Linked DNA regions of Homo sapiens: region 1 is linked to region 2. Evidence: read pairs that join two places in POLR2A ChIA-PET (ENCODE). Cell type or tissue: MCF 10A. All regions are shown on one strand.

The links. ChIA-PET counts read pairs that join two places held together with the same protein. Peaks named below come from ENCODE experiments on the same cell type or tissue, not always from the same donor. Only the 100,000 strongest peaks of a DNase experiment are listed, where the experiment ranks them.
Region 1: POLR2A ChIA-PET joins it to region 2 with 7 read pairs; 5 of 35 experiments call an interaction of 5 or more read pairs at or near these places.

What each region holds. Positions count from the first base shown.
Region 1 is chr20:47,449,804-47,457,803 of GRCh38, forward strand. No RefSeq gene overlaps it. Among named protein-coding and RNA genes, the nearest start is that of LINC01754, 42 kb to the left of the region's middle. RefSeq lists silencers at 3,349-3,549, 3,628-3,828 and an enhancer at 4,045-4,254. In MCF 10A, no CTCF peak of the experiment used is centred here; DNase peaks (open chromatin) are centred at 3,478, 3,798, 5,658, 7,808 and 1 weaker place.
Region 2 is chr20:47,327,551-47,335,550 of GRCh38, forward strand. The region is part of intron 2 of ZMYND8 (zinc finger MYND-type containing 8); the gene reads right to left. Among named protein-coding and RNA genes, the nearest start is that of ZMYND8, 25 kb to the right of the region's middle. RefSeq lists enhancers at 1,459-2,106, 3,694-4,194. In MCF 10A, no CTCF peak of the experiment used is centred here; DNase peaks (open chromatin) are centred at 4,001 and 6,731.

The DNA of each region.
Region 1 (8,000 bases), 120 kb after region 2:
CACCACGCTCATCTAATTTTTCTATTTTTTAGAGGCAGGGCATCCCCATGTTGCCCAGGCTGGTCTTGAACTCCTGGCTCCCAAAGATCCTTTTACCTGGTCTCCAAAAGTGTTGCAATTATAGGCATGAGCCACCATGCACAACCAGCTCTGTGTTTTGCCTTCAATTTTGCTGTCACTCTAAAACTGCTGTATATTATAGTCTATTTTTAAATTTAATTATTTTTATTTTTATTTTATTTTTTTTGAGACGGAGTCTCACTCTGTTGCCCAGGCTGGAGGGCAGTGGTGCGATCTCAGCTCACTGCAAGCTCCGCCTCCCGGGTTCACACCATTCTCCTGCCTCAGCCTCCCGAGTAGCCGGGACCACAGGTGCCAGCCACTATGCCCGGCTAATTTTTTGTATTTTTAGTAGAGACGGGGTTTCACCATGTTAGCCAGGATGGTCTTGATCTCCTGACCTTGTGATCTGCCTGCCTCGGCCTCCCAAAGCGCTGGGATTACAGACGTGAGCCACCGCGCCCAGCTTAAATTTTAATTTTAATTAATTAATTTATTTTTTGAGACAGAGTTTTGCTCTTGTTGCCCAGGCTGGAGTACAGTGGCACAAGCTCGGCTCATTGCAACCTCTACCTCCTGGGTTCAAGTGATTCTCCTGCCTCAGCCTCCTGAGTAGCTGGGATTACAGGCACCCACCCCCACGCCCGGCTAATTTATTTGTACTTTTAGTAGAGATGGGGTTTTGCCACGTTGGCCAGGCTGGTCTCGAACTCCTGACCTCAGGTGATCCACCCACCTCAGCCTCCCGAAATGCTGGGATTATAGGCGTGAGCCCCTGTGCCTTGCCTATAGTCTACTTTTTAAAAGGAGAGGGGGATTGGCCCTGAATGGATCAACTTAGGTCATATGACTCTCTCTGTTCTAATGAATGTGGCCAGAGGAATTGAGCACACTGGTTAGTCATGTTCAGGTGCATGCTCATCTCTGGAGCCAGGAGTGGAATCAGCCCTCCAAAACACATGGAGGCCAGGTTTGGTGGCTCATGCCGGTAATCTCAACACTTTGGGAGGCTGAGCCAAGCAGACTGTTTGAGCCCAGGAGTTTGAGACCAGCTTGGGCAACATAGTAAGACCCTGTTTCTAAAAAAGAAAAAATAAAAATAAATTAATTAACCAGGTGTGGTGGCATGTGCCTGTAGTCCCAGCTACTCAGGAAGCTGAGGGGGGAGGATTGCTTGAACTGGGTAGTTCAAGGCTGCAGTGAACTATGATTGTGCCACTGCACTCCTGCCTGGGCGGAAGAGCTAGACCCTGTCTTCAAAACCAAACCGAAACAAAAAAAACACACGGATTAGGGATGGGAGGGATAGAATCCTAGAAAGAAATTAAGGACTTGTTTCCAGAGAAGAGGGGAACAGATATTCAGAGGTTAAATCAATAGATATTGACTCTCCTAGGCAAAGAGGAGAATGAAATCCTTGTGATCAGACAGCACAGAGTCCAGAGGCCTTGTTGATAAAAGAGATGGAATTTGTGGAAATACTGAGTGATCCATTCTCATTTAGATGTCCAATTAACTCCCATTCACGTCAGCTTTATTAATTTATTGACCACCTAATATGTCCCAGACTTTGTGCTTGGAGTTGAAGAGACTTTTGTGAATAACAACTCAGCCAACAAGTCCATGAATTTTCAAAGGCTCCATGTTTATTCCGTGCACATTTAGAAGACCTTGCAAATTTCACCACTATGAAATTAAATTTCACATGGCCTAATTAGAATATCCGCACCCCTAAATTATTGCAATTGCAGAGAATCGGAGGGTTCAAAGGAAAGCAGGGCACTCACGTAATTCACCACAACCCCCAGGCTGCTGGAACACTTGGTTAACTTTTGACCTTGGCCAACTCCAGTGACCACTTGAAGGGAAGAAAGTGCCATCCCAGGATTGCCCATGATTACTCTTGGGTGGTTAGACCCCTAACTGTGTGCGTCAATCTGGAGATGTTGTTACTGTTCAAAAGAGGGGGACATGAACCACAAATTAATTGGTTTTACATAGGCTTTTAAAACCAACAAAATTAACTTTTTAATATTGTTCATGAAACGAAATACAAACCCTTTATTATTTTAAATTTTAGTGTCTGGACACTTTTGAAGTGGTTTTGTCCGTTTTTTTTCATAAAATACTGCCACTGCTCCATTACTGTTTGTGAGGAAGAAAGTATAATAACACATTGTTTTCTCTGCCCCCGCCACCACCCCACCATGGTTCCTGTTTTTATATATATATATGTATATATGTGTATATATATGTGTGTATATTTTTTTTTTATTATTTTTTTTTCTGAGACGGAGTCTTGCTTTGTCACCCAGGCTGGAGTGCAGTGGTGCGATCTTGGCTCACTGCAACCTCCACCTCCTGGGTTCAAGCAATTCTCCTGCCTCAGCCTCCCAAGCAGCTGGGACTACAGATGCGTGCCATTATGCTTGGCTAATTTTTTTTATTTTTAGTAGAGACAGGGTTTTGCCATGTTGGCCAGGCTGGTCTCCAACTCCTGGCCTCAAGTGATCCGCCCGCCTTGGCCTCCCAAGGTGCTGGGATTACAGGCTTGAGCCACCATGCCCGGCCTCTTGTTTCTATATTAAAGAGACATTTACCTAACTAGATAAAGACCTGCTATGCCATTAACTTAACTTTTTTTTTTTTTTTTTTTTTTAGAGACAGGGTCTCACTCTGTTACTCAGGCTAGAGGTGAGTGGCACGATCACAGCTAACCTCAGCCTTGACCTACCTGGCTTAAGTGATCCTCCCACCTCAGCCTCCCAAGTAGCTGGGACCATAGGTGCAGCGTAAGCCACCACATCATTTAGCAGAAACGGGGTCTTAGTATGTTGCCCAGGCTGTTCTTGAACTCCTAGGCTCAAGCCATCCAACCACCCAATCTCTCAAAGTGCTGGGATTACAGGTGTGAGCCACCACACCCATCTCACACCATTAACTCTTTCAGTCAATCTGCATTAAGCATTTAGTATGTACTTGGTACTATGGAAAGCATCAAAGAAATTGACACTACAGGTTCTAAAAACTTTCCATTGAGGAATTAAGACTTAGTCGGTCTCTAGCTGTGTGATCTTAAGCTAGTTACTTAATGTCTCTGAGTTTCCATTTCCTGATCTATAAAATAAGGATGAAATATTGCTCTTGCAAGGCTCTTGTATATCCATGTATTCAGCAAATATAGCTTGAGTTCCTACTCAGTGTTCCACACACCTTTAGGAAGCAGAGATTCAGTAGTGCTGGGCATTGGAAGGAGTTTTCAGTGGGGATGGAATCCAGGCTGCAAAGAGAAAGCATTTGTATGTGAACGCTTCTGGAAAATTACTTAAAGCTGGGCTCAGTGGCACACGCCTGTAGTCCCAGCTGCCCAGGAAACTGGGGTGGGAGGATCTCCTGAGCCCGGGAGGCTCAGGAGGCTGCAGTGAGCCATGATTGAGTCACTGCATTCCAGCCTGGGAGACAGAGCAAGACCCCGTCTAGAAAAATAAGTAAGTAAGTAAATAAATAATGACCTAAAACCATCCCAGAAGACAGGAACATGAGTCTCTGAAGGCCTCTGTATTAGCTATCTATTGCTGTGTAACAAATTGCTTCAAAATTTAGCAGCTTAAACCAATAAAACATTTATCTCACAGTTTCTGTGGGTCAGGAATCCAGGAGTGGCTTTGCTGGGTGGTTCTGCCTCAGGGTATCTGCCCTGTTTACAGTCATGCTGTTGGCTGGGCTGCAGAGGCTGGAAGCCTCTTTGGGGCCAGATGATTTGTTTCTGAGCTTGTTCATGTGGTTGTGGTCAGAAGGTTTCAGTCCCTCATGACATGGAAGCTGGCTCCCTCACTAAGTGAGAGAGAGAGAGAAACCAAGAGAGAAGTTTTAAGAAAGAGAGAGGGGCTGGGTGTGGTGGCTCACAACTGTAATCCCAGCACTTTGGGAGGCTGAAGCGAGCAGATCACTGGAGGTCAAGAGTTTGAGACCACCCTGGCCAACATGGTGAACCCCATCTCTACTAAAAATACAAAAATTAGCCAGGTGTGGTGGTGCACGCTGTAATCACAGCTACCCAGGAGGCTGAGGCACGAGAAGCACTTGAACCTAGAAGGTAGAGGTTGCAGTGAGCCAAGATGGTGCCACTGCACTTCAGTCTGGGCAACAGAGTGAGACTCCATCTCAAAAAAAAAAAAAAAAAAAAAGAGAGAGAGAGAGAAAGAACCAAGACAGAAGCAGTATTGTCATGATGCACCATCACTTCTGCCTAATTTTACGGGTCACACAGACCACCCTGGTGCAATAGAGGAGGGCACTGCACAAGGTGGGCACACCAGGAGGCAAAGGATCATTGGATCACTGGAGGGCATTTTGGAGTCTGGCTAACACAGCCCCATGACTTTTTTGTGATTTCTCATTTTATTTTATTTATTTTTTTGAGACAGGATCTCACTTTGTCACTCAGGCTGGAGTCCAGTAGCATGATCTTGGCTCACTGCAGCCTCAACCTACCGGGCTCAAGTGATCCTCCCACCGCAGCCCCCCATAAGTAGCTGGGACTACAGGTGCACACCGCCACACTTGGCTAAATTTTTTGTGTGTGTATATTTTTAGTAGAGACAGGGTTTTACCATGTTGGCCAGGCTGGTCTCGAACTCCTGAGCTCAAGCTATCTGCCTGCTTCGGCCTCCCCAAGTGCTGGGATGACAGGTGTGAGCCACTGCATCTGGCCCTGTTCTCACTTTAAATATTCACCTTTTTCCTTCTCCTCCTCCTCTTCCTCTCCTCCTCCTCCTTCTTCTTCCTTCTTCTTCTTCTACTTTTCTTTCTTCTTCTTCTTTTTTATTTATGTTTTTGAAACAGGAAACAGGGACTCGCTCTGTCTCCCAAGCTGGAATGCAGTGGTGCAATCACGGCTCCCTGCAGTGTCAACCTTCTGGGCTCAAGCAATCCTCCTGCCTCAGCTCCCGAGTAGCTAGGACTATAGGCACATGCCACCACACCTGGCTAATTTTAAAAAATCTTTTGTAGAGACAGGGTCTCACATGTTGCCCAGGCTAATCTCGAACCCCTGGCCTCAAGCAGTCTTTCCACCTCGGCCTCCCAAAGTTCTGGGATTATAGGCATGAGCCACTACACCTGGCCTAAACATTCACTTTTATACCTAATTTTGTACTTAAATTTTGTATTTGTTTTAAAGAAGGCTCCCCCAAATTGTCTAAGCTTCAGGTACCACAAAACCTGGATCCATCCCTGGTCCTAAGACAGGTCTTCAGTTTTTTGTGACAGTGGGTGTTAGAGATTTTGTACAAAAGTTCAGAAGCTGGACTCAGCCCAGCGAAAAGGTTTGTTGATCTGCCTGGGGGAAGGTGTGGATTTCAGCCCATCCCTGTATGCCTTCACTCAATACTCCTTTGAAAGCATAAGCTGCTGGAATTAAACCAGTGGTTTTGATGTGCTTGGAGCTGAAGATAAAGTCCTGTTTGCACACTGTAATGGTGTATTTAAACATTTTGACAATTATCAGGTGAAATCTTTGGCTGTTATTGACTCCGCTCCTCTGTAAGTGATTGTGTGCGGCAGGAGAGTCTCTCCACCACATGACTGGGCCCTCACTTACAGGTTAATTGACTTGTTTGGTCGCTTTCTTCTTAAGCCACAGGAGTGGTGAAATGCAATTTTTTTCTTGTGTTCTTTCGTAACACACCAAGACAAACAAAGCTGAGTTTTAAATCCTGTTGCATTTATTAACTTTTGAGGGTCTAGCTATGAGTTTTCAGAAACAACAACCAACCACCAGCTCTTCTGATCTTGGTTTGAATCTCTATGATCTGAGATAAATTAGGTTCCCCCCAAAAAAACACACCCCCACCCCAAGTTGGACACTGAATGATGTATTGGGAATTTGTTTGATACAATAAATGTCCACTATTTATTTATTTATTTTTTGAGATGGGGTGTCTGTCACCCAGGCTGGAGGGCAGTGGTGTGATCTCAACTCACTGCAACCTCCACTTCCCAGTCTCAAGTGATCCTCCCACCTTAGCCTCCCGAGTAGCTGGGGCTACAGGCCTGTACCACCATGCCTGACTAATTTTTTGTAGAGGCGGGGTTTCACCATGTTGCTCAGGCTGTCTTCAACTCCTGGATTCAAGGGATCTCCCCCCAACCCCTGAGATGGCATCTTGTTCTGTCACCCAGGCTGGAGTGCAGTGGCACCATCTCAGCTCCCTGCAACCTCCGCCTCCCAGGTTCAAGTGACTTTCCTGCCTCAGCCTCCCAAGGAGCCGAGATAACAGGCATGCAGCATCATGCCTGGCTAATTTTTGTATTTTTATTAGAGACGAGCTTTCACCTTGTTAGCCAGGCTGGTCTTAAACTCCTGACCTCAAGTGATCTGCCTGCCTCGACCTGCCAAAGTGCTGGGATTACAGGCCTGGACTCAAGGGATCTGCCCATCTCAGCCTCCAAAAGTGCTGGGATTCCTGGCGTCAGCCGCTGGGCCTGGCCTATTATTTCTTATGAGTCTTTGGGTGGTTGCATGGCCCTTCTGTTGGTCTCACCTGGGTTTGCTCATGAAGCTGCACGTGGCTGAAGGCTCAGCCGGGACAGCCAGGTGGCTAAGTCTCTCTCATTCTGTGGGTTTTCTTTCAGAGTTTCTTCTGGTGTGGTGGTCTTGGGGCAGAGTTCCAAAAGAGTGAAAATGGAAGCTGCAAAGTTTTTCAAGGTATAAGCTCTAGACGTGTGCAGCGTCTCTTCTGCCCCACTATGTGGTTAATGTAGGTCCCAAGAAGCTCCACGTGGGTTTAAATCATGTTGGTCTTTTCAGGGCTGTATCCTCAGTATCTAGAATAGAGCCTGGTACATAGAATATTTATTGATGCAACTGAGATTATCATAGTGTATTTTTCTGTGAGCACAGCAGCTTATTCACAGCAGCAGTTTCCTAAATGGTGGCTATTTTATTATAGCTTTCCTAGGGGAGACACATAATGTAAATTTTCTGTTATTTCTTTTCTTTTTTTTTTTTTTGAGACAGAGTCTCGCTTAGTCCCCCAGGCTGGAGTGCAGTGGTGCGATCTCAGCTCACTGCAACCTCCGCCTCCCAGGTTCCAGTGATTCTCCTGCCTCAGCCTCCCGAGTAGCTGGGACTGCAGGCACCGGCCACCACACCCAGCTAATTTTTGTATTTTTAGTAAAGATGAGGGTTTCACTATGTTGACCAGGCTGGTCTCCAACTCCTGACCTCAAGTAATCCACCCGCCTCAGCCTCCGAAAATGCTGGGGTTACAGGTGTGAGCCACTGCGCCCGGCCTCAGTTATCTGCTATTTCTAGGAATACTTTAGGTTGGCACAGAATGAACACTGATCTTAACTGCTTTCCCCAACCTTCCCCCAATTCGCTGTTATCTGATACTCAGTAAACTGCCAGAGATGCATTACCAAAATAATATGGAGGTGGTCAAAATCATCATGAAGAATGTAGACATGGAATCTGTTTGCCTGCGTTCAAATCCCGGCCCCACCTCTTACTCGCTGTGAGACCTTGGATGAGTCATTTAAACGCTCTATGCTTTTGTTTCCTCATCTGTAAAATAGGCTTAATAATTGTACGTATTTCCTGAGATTGATAAAAATTAAATGGGTTAATATTTGTCAAGTGCTAACAAGAGAGGTTGGCATGCAGTCACTGTTATGTAAGAGTTAACTATCATTATAAGTAACGCACAGGCCCTGACTTTGAGTTTCCAATGAGTCACTTTCTTCAGATACCACAAAAACTTTTGGGAGATATTGTTCTCTGCCTCATCTGACAGTCTTCTGGGAATTAGGAAGCCATCAAGATGAACTCTGAGCAAGAGTGAAAGCAGTTCATGACTGGATAGCTTTAATTCACCTGCTTCTAATTTCATCCATGGTGTATAGATTGTTAACTGTGGTTTTCTATCAATAGATAT
Region 2 (8,000 bases):
GAGGCTGAGGCAGGAGAATTGCTTGAACCCAGGAGGCAAAGATTGCACTGAGCAGAGTTTGTGCCACTGCACTTCAGCCTGCGCGGCAGAGTAAGACTCAAAAAGGAAAGAAAAGAAAATCACAAGATCCCTCCACATAGGGCCCCCTATTCCCACATGGAACAATCCTCCCGCCTGCCCACTTTGGGTAGAACTCCAGAATCCCTGTTTGCCGAGGTCTCCATTATTCTTAACTTTCAGATAATTAAATCTATAACTTATTGTTTTTTTGTTTGTTTTTCCAGAAACAGGTCTTGCTCCGTCGCCCAGCCTGGAGTGCAGTGGTGCAATCACAGCTCACTGCAGCCTTGACCTCCTGGGCTCAAGTGATCCTCCGGCCTCAGCCTCCCACGTAGCTGAGGCTACAGGTGCATGCCACCAAGCTCAGCAATTTTTTTTTATTTCAGAGATGAGGTCTCACTATGTTGCCCAGGCTGGTCTTGAACTCCCGGGCTCCAGTAAGTCTCCTGCCTTGGCCTCCCAAAATGCTGGGACTACAGGCATGAGCTACCATGACTACCCTAGATCATTAAATCTAAACTTGAAAGGCCCTTAAAGGGTGTAACAGGACAGGGGAAGCAGAGAAGGATAATAAGGTAAAGAGAGGGATCAGAGACAAGGGATGTTTTGCTAGGATGGCCAGGTCCTAGAAAGTTCAACCCCATTATAGGTATTGCATAAGTTTTTTGACATTTTTATAAGCATGGAGAGGGTGGTATAGACAAAAACATACCAAACTGTTATCACTGGTTACCTGGCAGGAGAAGATTTTTAGCTTTTTCTTTGTATACTTTGGCTTGTTGTCAAGGAGATACACTGATTTTTATCATTTGAAAGGAAAATCCAATAAACCTTAACCCCTCTGCCACCCCACAAAAAGTTAATTCTTTTTTTTTTCGAGACAGAGTCTGTTGTCCAAGCTGGAGTGCAGTGGCATGATCTCAGCTCACTACAACCTCTGCCTCCCAGGTTCAAGCGATTCTCCTGCCTCAGCCTCCCGAGTAGCTGGGATTACAGGCGCGTGCCACCACACCCAGCTAATTTTTGTATTTTTAGTAGAGACAGGGTTTCACCATCTTGGCCAGGCTGGTCTTGAACTCCTGACCTCAGGTAATGCACTGGCCTCCCAAAGTGCTGGGATTCCAGGCATGAGCCACCGTGCCTGGCCAAGTTAGTTTCCAGTTCTTGGAAGAGATCCTTCATTCACAAAACATTTAATGGGCAACTACCATGAAATGCCAGTCCCTTGTTAGTCTAAAGAGGTGAGAGTTATTTGGTCTATCAGTCTAGAAGAGACACACAGGTAAATGCATAATTACGGTAAAGCATGTTGAAGGCTGGAGGGAGGACCGCCCAGCTCCCTGGCATATCCTGTGGAACTTTACCCCAGTCAGGCCTAGGTGCCAAGGGGCCTGGCAAAAAGGGAATTCAGCAGGGCCTGAACAAAACACACCAACTTGCAAAGATAGAAAGAGGACTGTGTTCTCTGCACAACTTTTCAAAGAATAGGCAAGCTCAGGAGGCAATGACCAAGCAAAACTTAAAACTCAATAATCATGCATGGAACATGTTCAGTGCTGTGTCCCCTGGCGACATAGCTTCACCTACAGCATTCAGCACAGCATGCACAACAAATCCATTAATCTACTAAGGCTACGGAACAGTGTGATCCAATCAAGCTTGCTCGAATGATGGCAATGTTCTCGATCTGTTCTCTATCAGTGCTGTCTAATAACAGCAGCCTCTAATCACCTGTGGCTGTCAGACACTTGACACGTGGCCAGGGCAGCTGAGGAATGAATTTTATTTTGTAAATCTAATTTTTTTTTTTGGAGATGGAGTTTTGCTCTTATTGCCCAGGCTGGAGTGCAATGGCGTGATCTCAGCTCACCGCAACCTCCTCCTCCCGAGTTCAAGCGATTCTCCAGCCTCATCCTCCTGAGTAGCTGGGATTACAGGCATGCACCACCATGCCTGGCTAATTCTGTATTTTTAGTAGAGGCGGGGTTTCTCCATGTTGGTCAGGCTGGTCTCAAACTCCCAACCTCAGGTGATCCACCCACCTTGCCCTCCCAAAGTGCTGGGATTACAGGCGTGAGCCACCACGCCTGGCTTGTTAATGTAAATTTAAAGAGCCACGTACAGCTAGTGGCGACTGTGTTGGACAGCACAGCTGCAGAAGCTTAATATTAAGACAAAGAAGCATGCCTGGCAAGCAAGCAGGACACTGCACAATCATCCACCCATCCCAATTTGCCTCTAGGGACTGAGTAGTTGAATTCAAGGCACCGGATGCAGGGAAATGTGAATATGGATTCACCTTTCACTCCTTTAGTCTAGCCTGGCAATTGTTAACTCTTTAGTATGCATACGAATTTCTGATCAAAGCTGAATACTTTCGTGGGCAATTTAAGGTACTTTGAAGAGTGATTTTTGACTTTGGAACCTAAAAGAACTTCTCTGTGGGAGACTGTAAATAAAGGGTTCAGGCCAAGAGAGGGCTTGGGTCTCCATGGACACAGTGAGGATGGTCCTCACGAAGGTCAGTCTGGAAGGCAATGCCAAGTGTGTCTCAGCAAGGTGCACATCACAGGACTCTCACAAGGCCGTGCAGTCTGTCCAGGAAAGACAGATGCTGCAGGACCCCTGCAGTGCAGTGGCAAGATCATAGCTCACTGCAGGCTCCACCTTCTGGGCTCAAGATATCCTCCCACCTCAGCCTCCCAAGTAGCTGGGTCTGCAGAGACAAGCCACCATGCCTGGGTTTTTTGCTTTTTTTTTTTTTTTTTTTTGTAGGAACGGGTGGGTCTTGCCACTTTGCCCAGGCTGGTCTTGAACTCCTGGGCTTAAGCTATCCTCCTGCCTCAGCCTCCCAAAATGCTGGGATTACAGGCGTGAGACACCATGCCCTTAAGGCTGTGTTCTTAAGGAGCCACTGCAAATTTAAAGGAGAGTGGGACAATCTGACTTGTGTTTTAGAAGGCGCCCATTAGAAGTTATACTAATATGTCAGAAAGCAAAGAAACCAGGGGGAAAGGGCCATTTCAAAGAGTACTATGTCCCTAGAGGGAAAAGGAAGACAGGCCACCAGTCGCTTTGCAGAGAACAGACACTTGAGCTGGGTAATAATCTCCAGGCACTGGATTAATGCTGAAAACAAAGCCATCCTCTCTCGCCGAAAGGCTGCTTTTACTTCAGTCTCTAGGATAGAAGTTCTACCCATCTGATAGAGCTAAATCATTTGTTCATTCAAAAAAATATTTATTATACGCTCACCAGCAGCAGGCAAGGTGGTAGTAAAACAGGATGAGCAAAAACAAAAGGCAGAACTCATCCTCATTTTGAGCCTTAAAATTGATGGGGAGTAAGGAGAGGAAGGCAAGGAGGGGACCTTCAAGGTATGGGCAAAGGCCCTGAGGCTTTGATGGATCTGCACAGTCAGTGTGGCTGGAGAAGAGAGAAGTGGAACACGGAGAGAAGTGGAACACAGAGAGAACGGAACACGGAGAGAATGGAACACAGAGAGAACAGAGACTAGCAAGATGGGCAGAGGCCAGCACAGGAGGGTTTTGCAATTATGAATCTAAAAGCCAAGGAGGAAACACTTAAGAGTTTAAAGTAGGAAGGGATAGCCAGGAAGATGTTCCTTTCAAAAGACTGGGAGGGTGCGGCAGATAGAGATAGTGAGAACAACTACGAGGCCACTGTAGTTCAATGGTGATAGGCTGGTTGAAGTGGAGTGACATTTAGGATACGATATTGTAAGAAAATGACACAAAAGGGCAAAGAACAGAAGAATGGGGAATGAGTCCATATCTCTGGGGGTGAAGATGTAAAATCTCTCATGGACATCTTGAGTTTGAGACGCCCATGAACAGGCAGGGAGGTCAGGTAGGCAGCTGACCCTCTGCACCATGACTCAGAAGCAATCTAGGTTGGAAACATAAATGTCTGAGTCATAAAGCTCCAGATGTGGGTAAGATCACCCAGAGAAGGAACGTGCTAGGCGAGACAAGGACAGGGCCAAGCTTTCAGCAACTCCAGCATTTAATGGCCAGAGAGAGGAGGAGAAGGTGCCAGGGAAACAGAAGGAAAATCAGCACTGCGGTGGCAAAGAAGGCAAAGGAAGAGAGAGTGTCCACAAGAATAATCAGCATCTCCAGTACTGCAGAGACAGCGCAGCAGATGAGGATGGAAAACCTCCCCTGGAAAAGGCAACACAGAGTCTCCAGGAAGCTCAGTGGGGATGTGAATGTGGAAGGTCAGGGTGGAAGCCACATTGGAGCTTGCAGGACAAAGACAGGAATACAGACGCTTCTAAGAAGTTTGGCTTGCTGGACGCGGTGGCTCACGCCTGTAATCCCAGCACTTTGGAAGGCTGAGGCAGGCAGATCATGAGGTCAGGAGTTCAAGACCAGCCTGACCAACATGGTGAAACCCCGTCTCTACTAAAAATACAAAAAGTGTAAAAAATACACTTTGGAAGGCTGAGGCAGGCGGATCACGAGGTCAGGAGTTCAAGACCAGCCTGACCAACATGGTGAAACCCCGTCTCTACTAAAAATACAAAAATTAGCCGAGCATGGTGACGTGCGCCTATAATCCCAGCTACTCAGGAGGCTGAGACATGAGAATCATTTGAACCCGGGAGGCAGAGGTTGTAGTGAGCCAAAATTGTGCCACTGCACTCCAGCCTGGGCAATATAGTGAGACTCAATCTCAAAAAAAAAATAAGTTTGGCTTTGAAGAAGAGGACAGAAATACAGCAGTTGCTAGTAGGAAAGATGTGGGGGTCAAGACAGCAGAGAGGGGAGACAAGTGCCTTTAAAAGTCTGTGACTCCAAGCATGGTGGATCACACCTATAATCCCAGTACGTTGGCAGGCCAAGGCAGGAGGATCACTTGAGCCCATGAGTTGGAGACCAGCCTGGGCAACATAGCAAGACTCTGTCGCTACAAAAAATTAAAGAATTAGTCAGGCATGGTGGCATGTACAGGTAGTCCCAGCTACTCAAGAGGCTGAGATGGGAGGATTGCTTGAGCCCAGAAGTTCATGGCTGCAGTGAGCGAGGATCATGCCACTGCACTCCCGTCTGGGGAACAGAGCAAGCCCCTATCTCAAAAAAATAAATAAAGACAACACAAAAAATTTAAATGTGTATATTCTTCAAAAGGTTAATAGTTACCCTATGACCCCACAATTTCACTCCTAAATCTATACCCAAGAGAAATGATGTGTCGTGTCTGCACAAAAACTCAGACATGAACACTCACCGCAGCATTATCCCTACTAGCCAGAAAGTGGACACAACTCAAACGTCCATCAACACATACATAGATAAACAAAGTGTAGCATATCCATCCAATGCAGCATTATTCAGTCATAAAAGGAAATGAACTACAGACCCTCCTCAACTCACGATGGAGTTACAGATGATAAACCCATAAAATGTAAGTACCAGAAGTCAAAAATGAGGTCACACACAGTGGCTCATGCCTGTAATCCCAACACTTCAGGAGACTAAGGCCAGAGGATCACTTGAGCCCAAGAGTTCCAGACCAGCCTAGGCAACACAGTGAGACCCCTGGGTCTACAAAACATATATATATGAGAGAGAGAGAGATAAAAAAACACAAATGCATTTAAGCCAGACATAGTGGTACACTCCTGTAGTCCCAGCTACACCAGAGGATCCCTTGAGGACACCATTGCACTCCAGCCTGGGCAACATCGTGAGACCCCATCAGAAAGTAAGGCAGGCAGCACTTTGAGAGACTGAGGGAGGCAGATCACTTGAGGTCAGGAGTTCAAGACCAGCCTGGCCAACAGGTGAAACCCCGTCTCTACTAAAAATACATGGCAGGGCACAGTGGCTCTCATCTGTAATCCCAACACTTTGGGAGGCCGAGGCAGGTGGATCACATCAAGAGATTGAGACCATCCTGGCCAACATGGTGAAACCTCGTCTCTACTAAACATACAAAAATTAGCTGGGCGTGGTGGCACATGCCTGTAGTCCCAGCTCCTCGGGAGACTAAGGCAGGAGAATCGCTTGAACCTGGGAGGCAAAGGTTGCAGTGACACGAGATAGTGCCACTGCACTCTAGCCTGGTGACAGAGCGAGACTCCGTCTCAAAAAAAAAAAAAAAAAAAAAAAAAAAAAAAACATTAGCTGGGCGTGATGGTGCTCACCTCTAGTCCCAGCTACTCAGGAGGCTGAGGCAGGAGAATCGCTTGAACCAGGAAGCAGAGGGGTGCAGTGAGCTGAGATAGTGCCACTGCACTCCAGCCTGGGTGACAAAGTGAGACTCCATCTCAAAAAAAAAAGAAAAAAAAGGAAATTAAGAAAGGGAAGGAGGGAGGAATGAATAAATGAATAAATAAATAAATAAGCATCGAATATACATAACCTAGGGAACATCATAGCTTAGCCTAGCCTACCTTAAATGTGCTCAGAACACTTAGAGTTAGGCAAAATCATCTAATGCGAAGCCTATTGTATAATAGTGTTGACTCTCTCATGTAATTTATGGAATACCATAATGAAAGTGAAAACAGAATGGTCGTATAGATTGTTTGTTTACCCTCGTGATCATGTGGCTGACTGGGAGGTGCCTGGCACCCCAAGAGAGTCTCATACTGATGCTAGCCAGAGAAAAGATCAAAAATCCAAAATGCCAAGTACTGTTTGTACTGAACTGTCACTTCCGCACCACTATAAGTCAGGAACTGTCTGTACTGATGATCTATGCTACAAGAATGTGGATGAGCCTTGAAAACATTATTCTAAGTGAACGAACTCAGACCAAAAGGTCACATACTGTATGATTCCATTTATATGAAATGTCTAGCATAAGCAAATCCACAGGCACAGAAAGTAGACTGGTACTTGCCAGGCACAGGGGTAACGGGGGAATGGGAAGTGACTGCTAATGAGTATGAAGTTTCTTATTGGGGGTGATGAAAATCTACAACTGATTGTGCTGTTGGCTGCACAACTCTGTGAAAAAAAAAAATATATATATATATATATATATTTTAGGCAGTCTTGCTCTGTCACCCGGGCTGGAGTACAGTGGCACGATCTTGGCTCACTGCAACCTCCACGTCCCACGTTCAAGCAATTCTCCCGCCTCAGCCTGCTGAGTAGCTGGGATTACAGGCACACGCCACCACACTCAGCTAATTTTTTGTATTTTTAGTGGAGACAGGGTTTCACCATGTTGGCCAGGCTGGTCGGAACTCCTGACCTCAGGTGATCCACCCGCCTCGGCCTCCCAAAGTGCTGGGATTACAGGCGTCAGCCACCACACCCGGTCTCCGTGAAAATATATTAAAAACCATCAAACTATTCACTTTAAATGGAGAACTGGGCCCAGGAGTGGTGGCTCACACCAGCAATCCCAGCACTTTGGGAGGCCAAGACAGGAGGATCGCTTGAGCCCAGGAGTTCAAGACCAGCCTGGGCAACATAGTGAAACCTCATCTCTACAAAAAAATATAAACATTAGCCAGGGGTGGTAGTGCACACCTGTAGTCCCAGCTACTCGGGAGGCTGCAGTGGGAGGACTGCTTGAGCCAGGAAATCAAAGCTGCAGTGAGCCGAGATCGTCCCACTGCACTCCAGCTTGGGCGACAGAGAGAGACCCTGTCTCAAACAAACAAACAAAAAAAAAGGAGAATTGTATGGTATGTGAATTATATGTCAATAAAGGTATTTTTTTTTTAAGTCTATAAAGCGCTGGATCTCTAGGTTCCCAGGAAAGCCCAGGATAGGTGAGGGGAGTCACAGGAAGTTGAAGGGGGCTTATTATCATTCCACTCACCCTCACCCCCCCACAGCCATGACACCTGGTCTTTCCAAACTGATCACCTCAAGTCATCGGTAAAGGATCCACTATCAATAGAGAACAATGAAGGAATGACGACTTTAATAAGGCAATAAAAAGTACCCAGATCT